Linked DNA regions of Homo sapiens: regions 2 and 3 are each linked to region 1. A link is a contact called in ENCODE Hi-C or POLR2A ChIA-PET data. All regions are on one chromosome and are shown on one strand. The core of a region is the stretch at or near the end of the contact, and the rest is flanking DNA. Distances in the headings are between cores, read along the strand shown.

The links. A loop is a pair of places that touch in the nucleus more often than their neighbours do. ChIA-PET counts read pairs that join two places held with the same protein, here RNA polymerase II (POLR2A). Pooled maps may share reads with other maps.
Region 2: a loop to region 1 is called in a pooled map, with 4 times the contacts of the local background. The contact joins the enhancer-like site here to the promoter of NEK7 in region 1. A Hi-C loop is called at or near these places in 2 of 37 single-sample maps with no recorded cell type and 3 of 50 pooled maps. POLR2A ChIA-PET finds 5 or more read pairs at or near these places in 1 of 52 experiments (BJ).
Region 3: a map of naive thymus-derived CD4-positive, alpha-beta T cell shows a loop between it and region 1 (19-fold over the local background). The contact joins the promoter of ZNF281 here to the promoter of NEK7 in region 1. A Hi-C loop is called at or near these places in 3 of 168 maps with a recorded cell type or tissue (CD4-positive, alpha-beta memory T cell and naive thymus-derived CD4-positive, alpha-beta T cell), 2 of 37 single-sample maps with no recorded cell type and 12 of 50 pooled maps.

The regions. Positions count from the first base shown.
Region 1 is chr1:198,155,434-198,158,849 of GRCh38, reverse strand. NEK7 (NIMA related kinase 7) reads right to left here and starts at 1,852. Exons shown (of 10, transcript NM_133494.3): 1 at 1,574-1,852. RefSeq lists enhancers at 1,127-1,176, 2,607-2,666 and a silencer at 1,417-2,016.
Region 2 is chr1:200,306,144-200,309,939 of GRCh38, reverse strand. No RefSeq gene overlaps it. Among named protein-coding and RNA genes, the nearest start is that of LINC00862, 66 kb to the left of the region's middle. Within about 2 kb of position 2,324, at least 2 of the 41 ENCODE cell types and tissues checked have a DNase peak (open chromatin) inside an H3K27ac peak, as active enhancers do.
Region 3 is chr1:200,408,342-200,411,730 of GRCh38, reverse strand. It overlaps ZNF281 (zinc finger protein 281), which reads left to right and starts at 1,695. Exons shown (of 2, transcript NM_001281293.2): 1 at 1,695-1,785; 2 at 2,008-3,389. The coding sequence starts at 2,026. RefSeq lists enhancers at 1-441, 1,117-1,166, 713-1,290, 1,291-1,868, 1,869-2,446 and a silencer at 1,507-1,686.

The sequences.
Region 1 (3,416 bases), core at 603-3,102:
GGATGCCGCTGTTCTAAGAGTGAAGCAAGCTGTGGACTGGATCTCGCCGAGGGAGAGAGAATTCCTTCCTCTGGAAATAAAATAACTGCTGAGATTTTAAGTTAGCTGTTTCAAGAGCACTTGGCCATCACCAAGTGTTACAAACCAAGAATACTCAGCGGCCATTCAACAAGAGTTGCCACAAAGCATTAGAGGGTTAACTGTATCTCCTGTTTTACTGTTCACCGTTTTCAGGGTTTGACCGGTTGTCCCAAACATACTGTAGCTTTTGAGTGCAAGGACTATGCCATTCTTCGACCACACCACCAGCAGCTCAAGGTCCTGAACAGAACATATTTATAATACACATACTCTGTACTTTAATTCTCTAATGCAACCTGACAAGACATACTGCTGTCGCCTGGAGGGAGTGTGCATAGCCTTGAAACTGTAAATTCCTTGGAGGAGGAACTAGAAACAGTGGTTCCCATTATGATGGGTACATTAGGCTCTACAAACTATGGAAATGTGGTGTTTTCAATTGCATCCTTGAGCTCAGTAACCTCAAAGGAGAATAATCATTTTATTTCTGTGTATTTCTGATTTTCAGTTCAGTCACCAGAATTGCGCAAGGACAGTAACATGTATCTTACTGTAAACTAAGTATATTTTTTAGCATTTCTCCCCAGTGAGGACTACAGCAAGGTGAGAACACGATACATCATCTCTCCGCGACCCCAGTACGCTCCCAGTGCAAGACTAAATAGAGGATGCTGCGGTTTTAGGAGTGAAGGCCTACAGTGTAACAGAGGCAACAGAAGTTCTTTAGCTCTCAAGGCAGCATCCTCTAGGTTGTGCTCGCTTCCTTACACTGTTCTGCGGTCATACGGTCTTGTCACTTTTCTCTGTTTTCCTTTGGCTACCCTTCTCTGACTTTGGCCTCAGTTTTCAATTTCTTTTCCATTGCCACCATCACCAGCAATGTTCGCTATTGCCTCGCAATCCCTCTCTCCGACATTTTGTAATCCCGAGTCTCTCCCAAGTTCATTCTCCGACAGACCTCTCACGCTCCCTGTACTTCTGAAGCCACTTCGGATTCTCCCCTATCTGCCGGCTCCCACCACCCACTCTCTCCCAGCGCACTTCACTTTCCTAAGTCGGGCTGCTGCCGAATCCTGACAGACGGACTTCACCAATCCGCGAGAGATAAATAACCGACGTCGCCAATGAGCATCCGCCGGAAGGCGGGACTTCGCTTAAGTTCCTCGGGTCCCGAAACCAAAGACCTGTTGCCGCCGCCGCCGTGGCCACGGAGTTTCTTAGTTACCGCGGCGCCCTTGGCGGCCTCGGGCCTCTAGAGCCGGGGCCAGGTATGAAGTTTCCTGCCGCCCCCTCCCACCGCTGCCAACGAACAAGACCGAAACCCCCATCCGCCTCGAGCGCAGCGCGCCCCGCCCCACCTACCCCGAGCGAGGGTATCCCGGAGGCCGCCCCGCGCGGTCCCGACCTCCCTCTCCCGGCCCGACTCCCGCAGGCGGCCCCTCCCGGCAGGAGCTGCCCGGTCCGGGCGCCTGAACCCTGGGCAGCGACTCACCAGGAAGTTGGGAGTTTTCCGTTCTCCCGCCCGCGAGAGACCTTGGGCGGGCGGGTGGCTCGGCGCGGCGCCGCCGTCGGAAAGCGCGCTGGGCCGGGGGCTGAGGCTGCGAGGCCCGGAGCCTGTCGGCCACCTCCCGCCGCGCCGCCCCGGCGGACGCTGCAGGCGCGGGGCACCCACCCTGCGCACTGCGAGGCGCGTCCGGAGTGCGAGCCTAGCGGCGGCCCATCCTCCCGCGACTCCCGATCCTCCTCCTGCTGCCGCCGCTGTCAGGAGTGTAAACATCCCGGCATCCCCGAGGAGAGGGGCGGGGCGGGCGCCGGCCCCACCCCGCGTCGTGAGTCCAGGCCGGCTGCCCGATGGAGGCTTCCCGCCTGCGTCCCCGGCGCTCCCTGGAGCTGGGGGAGCCTCGGCGGTTTCCCTACTGGAGCCGAAGTCGCTCTGGAGGAGCCCCTCCTGGCCCCTCTCTTCCGGTTGTCAGGCCTAGCGTGGTGCGGGGCACCGCGTCCGGTCCCCTGAGCCCTCTTCCCCGGCTGCTTTTTAAGAACCCAGGGTCGGCTGCTTTTTAAGAACTTGTTTTTTCTTCATTTATATGTAAGTGCCCCCACTTGCAAGCGGTGAACCGACTTACTGATGTTCCCTTCTGGACCACAGCGTTTGTGATCCCATCTTCTTTTACCAGGTGATTTAAACTACCTCTGTGTTTAATGTGGAGTGCAGGGAAATGAGAAAAAAAAAAAAAGGCGTTTTCCTGAGTCTGGCTAAGCAAACGTTGCATGAAAGTGTCCCAGCATAGAGGACAGGGGCTTCAACAACATTCCAGAAGGTAAACTCCCTGGTGTGGTACGGAGGATCTTTGAAATAAATATGTGCAAAATCACCCAGAACCCTAGTACACGAAACTGCAAAAGGAATGCTTTGACACCAGCAGCTTCACGACTTAAGTTAACAGGGCATGAACTACTCGAGGAGACGGCTAGGAGGCAGTATGGAGTCGGCCATACCTTAATTGTCGTCTCAACTCAGTGATTAATTTTGTGACCTGGCTGCAAGTTATTTAACCTCTCCAAGTCTCAGTAACTCTCTGTAAAAGGAGATTAGTTGTAATACCAACCTCTAGGACCATAGTTAGAATTAAGTGAGATAAAGCAAAGTGCTTAACCACAAAGCTTGGCATATAAGACGTGCTCATTAAATTGTTGCTGTTGTTCATAGGTCTCTCACTAGTTTAACTTCCCTGACAAAAAGATTAGAGCCAAGAATGAGTAGATTATACCTCAAACATTTAAAATGTTAAAGCCATGAAATTAAGATCTGGAAAGTTTATTTTTAAAAAGAAAAATGGCCGGGCGCAGTGGCTCATGGCTGTAAGCCTAGCATTTTGGGAGGCCAAGTGGGGGGGGGGGTGATCACCTGAGGTCAGGAGTTCGAGACCAGCCTGGCCAACATGGCGAAACCCTGTCTCTACTAAAAATACAAAAACTAGCCGAGCGTGGTGGCAGGAGTCTATAATCCCAGCTACTGGGGAGGCTGAGGCAAAAGAATCGCTTGAACCCGAGGCGGGGAGGAGGTTGCAGTGAGCAGAGATCGCGTTACTTCACTCCAGCGTGGGTGAAAGAGCGAAAATCCGTCTCAAAAAAATAAATAAATAAATGAAAACGTTCACGATCTCAAAAGGAGGCCTTGATTCATGTGGCTCAACAAATATTCATAAATGGGCTAGGCAATGTTCTAAGGAATGAGGATACAACAGCTCACCGAGATATACAGTGCCTGCTGTCATAGAGCTTATATTGTAGTCGGAAAGGCCAAAAAAAAAAAAAAGCCAATAAATACCTACTAT
Region 2 (3,796 bases), core at 1,075-3,574, 2.2 Mb before region 1:
CCACGCCCGGCCCATTTTATTACTTGTATAGTACCACTTTGTGTTTATGAACAAATGCATTTAAAATCATCTTTTGGAACAAACTGTGTCACTAAAGAAACGGCTACTCTACTGTGAGTATAACTGCTTCTAAAATACCGATTTATAGACAGACTTGAATAAGCCATCATTCATTCTTTGTATGATTAATTTATAAAATGCAGAGTTTCTATTAATGGAAAAGCAAACTCAAGCATCACGTGGATAATATCAATAATATGCATTTGTAATTACGTACTGTAGATAACTCTAGAAGCTACATTTTATTATGTTAATAAAACGTAAAAACTCCTGAAGCAACCCAGACTGGGCAGCAGCAACACTATTAGGGCTCGCTGCTTCATCAGTTAGGAGTCTGTTCAATTGTTCTTAGCTGGTAGTAACACTCACAGGGCACTGAGAAACCTTTTTTCTCCCATAAAATAATGATGATCTACTTTCCAAGATAAAATATTGCATGTTGATGGAATAATATGAGAGTTATGAGAGTAGCAGCAAAGATAAAAATGAAACTTAATGAGGACAAAAAGGAGGATGGGAGAACTGCTTGTTCCTCTAGGCAGACCAAGTGACCAGGTTCTGTCACTGTACATGTAAAAAAATTGTTTATTCTGTTAACATGCAGCAGATATTTGGGAGAACTCATAAAGAGAGTGCTAATTTTATGAAAGGGAAGTGTAAGGGGTTTCAAGTGTTACTGGGCTAATACCTTGGTCACACTGACAGGCAAAAGGAACAGTGTGTTGGATGAACTGGACCAATCGATATCTCTTTAGGTATCTGCCAATCATGCCATTAGAGTGGAAGACTGCATGGATTAGTTCAAGCAGTTTCTCAGATGCTCCAACGACTCAGCCAGACACTTTTCCCTAGGTAGGAAATGGGAAGAATGACTTCATTTTGGGGAGAATGAGGAGGCCTCCAGATTTGGAGAGCACTGGGATATGCTCTCCCATTGATACCTTTAAACAAACCTAGCCAGTTCAAATATAAGCATTTTAAGTAGAGATATTAAGATTCTGGGTCTTGACCAGGCACAGTGGCTCACGCCTGTAATCCCAGCACTTTGGGAGGCTGAGGCAGGCAGATCACGAGGTCAGAAGTTCAAGACCAGCCTGGCCAACATGGTGAAACCCCGTCTCTACTAAAAATACAAAAATTAGCTGGTCATGGTCATGCATGCGTGTAATCACAGCTACTCAAGAGGCTGAGGCAGGAGAATTGCTTGAACCGGGACCCCAGAGGCAGAGGTTGCAGTGAGCCAAGATCACGCCACTGCACTCCAGCCTGGGCTACAGAGTGAGACTCTGTCTCAAAAAAAAAAAAAACACAAAAAACACACACACACACACAAAACAGATTCTGGGTCTTAATATGGCTGATGACAATAAAATGTCTCAAGATAGATGTATTTGTTTAATGGTATATATTATGTGCCATTAGTAATTCTTAGTGATGAAATTAAGCCTGTGCTTAAATCTTAAACAAGTCAAGCATCCGTCCTTAAAACACTTGGAGGCAGCTGACAGCTCTGTGTAACCTGTGCTGCAAAAATATTCATAGGAACACAGAAGACATTTCTATAAGCTAAACAAATAAACAGACCACGTGCAGCAGACCCACCGAGTTACTTGATCCAAAACTCAACTGCCAGAGGATTTAACATATCAACAATAGAGGTGTCAAAAGCATAATGTTTCTGTTGGAAATACCACCCAGAATTCCCAGAGAGCCTTTCCAATTGATTAACTTTGAAACAAAATCCAAACATTCTTGGCTGCAGGGAAAAGTTTATCGGTTTTTTTTTCCCCCAACACACTACTAATTTTGAACTAAAAATCATTTGATGTCAAAATTTTTCTTCTGAATAAGATGCTATTGGTATCTTATATTCTAACCATCCTCCCAGAATGTCCAGTTTCTTCCATTTTACAGAATTTTTGTCACAACACGAAAAATGAGGTTGCTCTGCTGAATTTGTAGTATAGAAAGTGGGACATGGATGGGCTTCAAGACGTCCAAATTTATCTACAAAAAACTATTGTGTATGTGTTTTTTTTTTCTGGAGAGAGGATTCAGGCTTTCATAATATTCTGCAGGCTGTGAGCTCCTCTTTCCCCATTTAAGAAGCATTCATGGGCCCTAACATAAATACAATAGGAATATAATTTGCAGCAAGAATTCTCCTTTCCTCTCCCTGAGATGTATTTCCTTATAAGGCCGAGAGGTGGCAGCATAAACACCAGCCTGTAGCAGCCCCATTTTCCTGACGGTGGAAAACTTTTAAAGGTGAAATTTATCTATGTGAGATCCTGTCAATAACCTTGATTTGGCTTGGATAGATTGTGGACATAATGTCCCATCAAACTGCCCTAAAATATTCGTAGAGGAGTAGCGTGAGATTGAATCAGCAGTCCTGGACTTTGAGGTCACAAAAATTGAAAGACAACGTTTTGTTAGAAGTTGAGCACCATGGAGAGAAAAGCACAGAGCTTGATTATTGGTTGACTCAGAGGCATTTACATATTCCATATCAAATCAAATATAATTTCTTGAGTGGCGATTAGTATTTTATTTTACTACATAGTATCATTGTTTAAATAGTATATAAGTTACCCTAAGAGATTACTTATTCTGAATAGGAAAATACTTTTGTTTCTTGGAACCAACAGCCAAAAGATCTCTTTCAGTTCTTGTCCTTAGGTGACTGAGAATAACAGAAAAAGGAAGTTGTTTTGCACATGTAGATTCTGTGGATTTTTATTTTGATAATTAAGTATCACTTTCATTTCCTGTGAAAGTATGAGAAGCATGGATGCAGAGGCATGCTACAATTTTTATGCACACTGGATAGTTTTTTTCTTCTTTAAACATGTCTAGCCAATTCAAATATGAGAATTTTACGTAGCTGGTCAGGCACGGTGGCTCACACCTGTAATCCCAGTACTTTGGGGAGTTGAGGTGGGCAGATCACTTGAAGTCAGGAGTTAGAGACCAGCCTGGCCAACAAGTTGAAACCCCATCTCTAATAAAATTACAAAAATTAGCCAGGCGTGGTGGTATATGCCTGCAGTCTTAGCTACTTGGGAGGCTGAGGCAGGAGAATCACTTGAACCCGGGAGGCGGAGGTTGTAGTGAGCCAAGATCGCACCACTGCACTCCAGCCTGGGCGACAGAGCAAGACTCTGTCTCAAAAAAAAAAAAAAAAAGAAAAAAAAGAATTTTAAGTAGCAGACTCTAGGTCTTAATATGGTTTATGATTGTAAATGTCTCAGGATAGACTCATTTGTTTAATGGGGTATATGATGTGATGCTAGTAATTCTTAGTGATGAAATTAAGCCTGTGTTTAAATCTTAAAGAAGTCAAACATCCAACTTTAAAATAATTATAGCTGGGCATTGTGGCTATATCCCAGCACTTTGGGAGGCCAAGGCAGGTGTATCACAAGGTCAGGGGATTGAGACCATCCTGGCTAACACGGTGAAATCCCGTCTCTACTGAAAATACAAAAAATTAGTAGAGTGTGGTGGCACACGCCTTTAGTCCCAGCTACTCGGGAGGCTGAGGCAGAATTGCTTGAACCCAGGAGCCGGAGGCTGCAGTGAATTGAGATCATGGCACTGCACTTTAGCGTGGGCGACAGCGAGACTCTGTCTCAAAAACAAACAAAACAATCACTAGATGGGCTTAGATGAGACAGATTTTGCCTATTATTTGTATTCCTTTAGAAAGTTTCCATAAAATTCATAATTATTA
Region 3 (3,389 bases), core at 446-2,945, 2.3 Mb before region 1:
ATTGAAGATCAACTTAACCTTCAATCCCTCTCTCCTCCCCGGAGGTCGGGGGGTGGGACTGAAAGTCCCAAACTCTAATCCTGCCTTGGTCTTTCCGGTGACCAGCCCCCATCCTGAAGCTACCTAGGGGTTGCCAGCCATCATCAGTCGCTTCATTAGCATACAAAAAGACATTTATTACTTTGCAGATTCCAAGGATTTTTAGCAGTTGTATGCCACAAAACGGTTCAAAGTCCAAATATATATTTCACAATATCACAACTATACTTGACAGTATTAAAGTGTCAGTTTAAGTGGTGGAATACTTACATGTTGTTTCATGGGATTAGAAAAAAAGCAATTTCTTCTTATCTCAAAATTCTCATTAAATATTGTCTGTAAAATTTTTAGGGCAGGCTGAGAGAGGTCCATAAGTATTAGTAAATAATCCCTATGGTTTCGATTGTGAAATTTCCCAGAGAATTTATTATTTAATTATGAGAAGTTATTTAGCTAGAAACATTGTGATGTACATGTAACTTCATTAAGAAAACATACTATGTAAATAAGCTGTTGTCATAGTTCTAGTTCTTTTATTTAAAATTTCTCATTTATAAATATCCTTTGCTAGGAAAGTGTCTGGTTTAGATTTCTGCATGCTTAACATGAAATCGAGTGCCTTGTGTACATTAGACACTGAATAAATATTTGTTGTTTGATTTTGTTGATATAACTTTGATTTTAAGATTTTACTTCATAATTTTCCCTTACAAGAAAAATTTCTAAATTTGCAATGAGTTTCTCGGTATTCTGTACTGGCGAGGAAAGAGTTGATCCTAGCAGAGCTCTTAGAATGGCCTGGTGGTTAATTTTTCATAAACAATATAAAGGGCCAGGCATTCATAACGTGGCAAACAGACTGATTAGCCAGGCTAAGGTACGGGGGCATTTAAATAAGATGTAATGATAATGAAGTATGTGTGTGGGCGTGTTTTACAGGACTGCTGCACCTGGATTACGCTCGGTTTCCTCTTCCAGTAGCCTTCAGGAAGGTTGGCAGTAAGACAAGTTTTTTTCTTTTTCTTTTTTTTTTTTTTGTTGCAACGGTACCACTAATTGCGGTTTCAAAGCAGGCTCCTCCCATAAATGCAAAGGATATGCGCCCATTATTAGTGCTTCCAAATTCAAAGGGATAACATAAGCACCTGTTTTAATAAATGTTGAGCATTTGGAGTTGAATGCTTCTTGATAGAATCAAAAGTGCCCTCAATGATCCACTTCTAGGTTTGAATTTTATTTCAAGACCTGGATTGCAAAACCTAGAGTGAAGAAAGCCCTAACATTGAATCCTCAGTTTCCCTCACCTTCTCTTCCAGCCCCTTTCTCTGCATCTCCCACGCCACGCTGTAGTACAGTCCCCCGTAACTTCCCGCCCCTTGGGTTCCACCTCCTGAGCGTCTTTCCCCCAGAAACCCTCAACCACTTTCATCTCCTTCAGTGCAGCCCACCAATCACGCCTGTTCGCCTCGAAAGCCCCTTTTTAGCAGGGCTCCAAATCCCCGCCTCCCCTGCCCTTGCTCCCCCGCCTCCGCCCAACGGCCCCAGTGATTGACAGGCAGGCCGGGCGGAAGCTGCGGCGCAGGCGCCCTGGCTCCTTAGCCCTCCCCTCTGGCCGGGTCGAGGAGTTCCCAGCAGACACTGCGCCGCGGCTGCGCAGTACACGGGAGGCTTTTAATTCCATTGTGGAGAGGACGGCGTTATTTTTATTAACTGGAGGCGACGGCGGCTGCGGCGGCGGCGGGACCCGTAAGTATTGCCGGTGGGTCCAGGAGGGAGAGGGCGAGGCCTGGGGAAGAGTCGCAGGACCATGCGTGCCGGTGCCGGAGGCGACTGGGCTGGGAATTAGTGCTGGGCGCGTTGCGGTCTGGGCGGCGGCGCGGCGGGGTCCTTAGCGCTGCGGTGGTCCCGGCCCGGGGCCCGGTTCCACCTCCTTTCCTCCCTCTTCCCTCTTCCTCCTCCTTTCTTCAGCCAGGCCTCCTCCGGGGTATGAAAATCGGCAGTGGGTTCCTGAGTGGCGGCGGAGGTACCGGCAGTAGCGGTGGTAGCGGCTCCGGCGGCGGTGGTAGTGGCGGCGGCGGCGGCGGCGGCAGCAGCGGCAGGAGGGCAGAGATGGAACCCACCTTTCCCCAGGGTATGGTTATGTTCAACCACCGTCTTCCCCCGGTCACCAGCTTCACCCGGCCGGCGGGGTCGGCCGCCCCTCCCCCGCAATGCGTGTTATCCTCCTCTACCTCCGCAGCCCCGGCCGCTGAGCCCCCCCCTCCGCCAGCCCCGGACATGACTTTCAAGAAGGAGCCGGCGGCGTCAGCCGCGGCCTTCCCCTCGCAGAGGACCTCCTGGGGGTTCTTGCAGTCTTTGGTTAGCATCAAACAGGAGAAACCCGCGGATCCTGAGGAGCAGCAGTCCCACCACCACCATCACCACCACCACTATGGGGGGCTGTTCGCTGGAGCTGAAGAGAGGTCTCCAGGCCTAGGAGGCGGTGAAGGGGGGAGTCACGGCGTCATCCAGGACCTCAGTATTCTCCACCAGCATGTCCAGCAGCAACCAGCCCAGCACCACCGTGACGTATTACTCAGCAGCAGTAGCAGGACTGATGACCACCATGGCACTGAGGAGCCAAAGCAGGACACTAATGTCAAAAAGGCAAAAAGGCCAAAGCCAGAATCTCAGGGAATCAAAGCCAAGAGGAAGCCAAGTGCATCTTCCAAACCTTCTTTGGTTGGAGATGGAGAAGGTGCCATCCTCTCCCCAAGTCAGAAACCTCATATCTGTGATCACTGTAGTGCTGCTTTCCGAAGCTCCTATCACCTGCGGAGACATGTCCTCATTCATACAGGAGAAAGACCTTTCCAGTGCAGCCAGTGTAGTATGGGTTTCATTCAGAAATACCTACTACAGAGACATGAGAAAATTCATAGTAGAGAGAAGCCATTTGGATGTGATCAGTGCAGCATGAAGTTTATTCAGAAGTACCATATGGAGAGACACAAGAGGACACATAGTGGAGAAAAGCCATATAAGTGTGACACTTGCCAACAGTATTTTTCAAGGACTGATAGATTGTTGAAGCACAGGCGCACATGTGGTGAAGTCATAGTTAAAGGAGCCACTAGTGCAGAACCTGGGTCATCAAACCATACCAATATGGGTAATCTGGCTGTGTTGTCTCAGGGAAATACAAGTTCTTCAAGGAGAAAAACAAAGTCAAAAAGCATAGCTATTGAAAATAAGGAACAGAAGACCGGTAAAACAAATGAATCGCAAATTTCAAATAATATAAACATGCAGAGTTACTCAGTAGAAATGCCTACCGTGTCTTCCAGTGGAGGCATAATTGGCACTGGAAT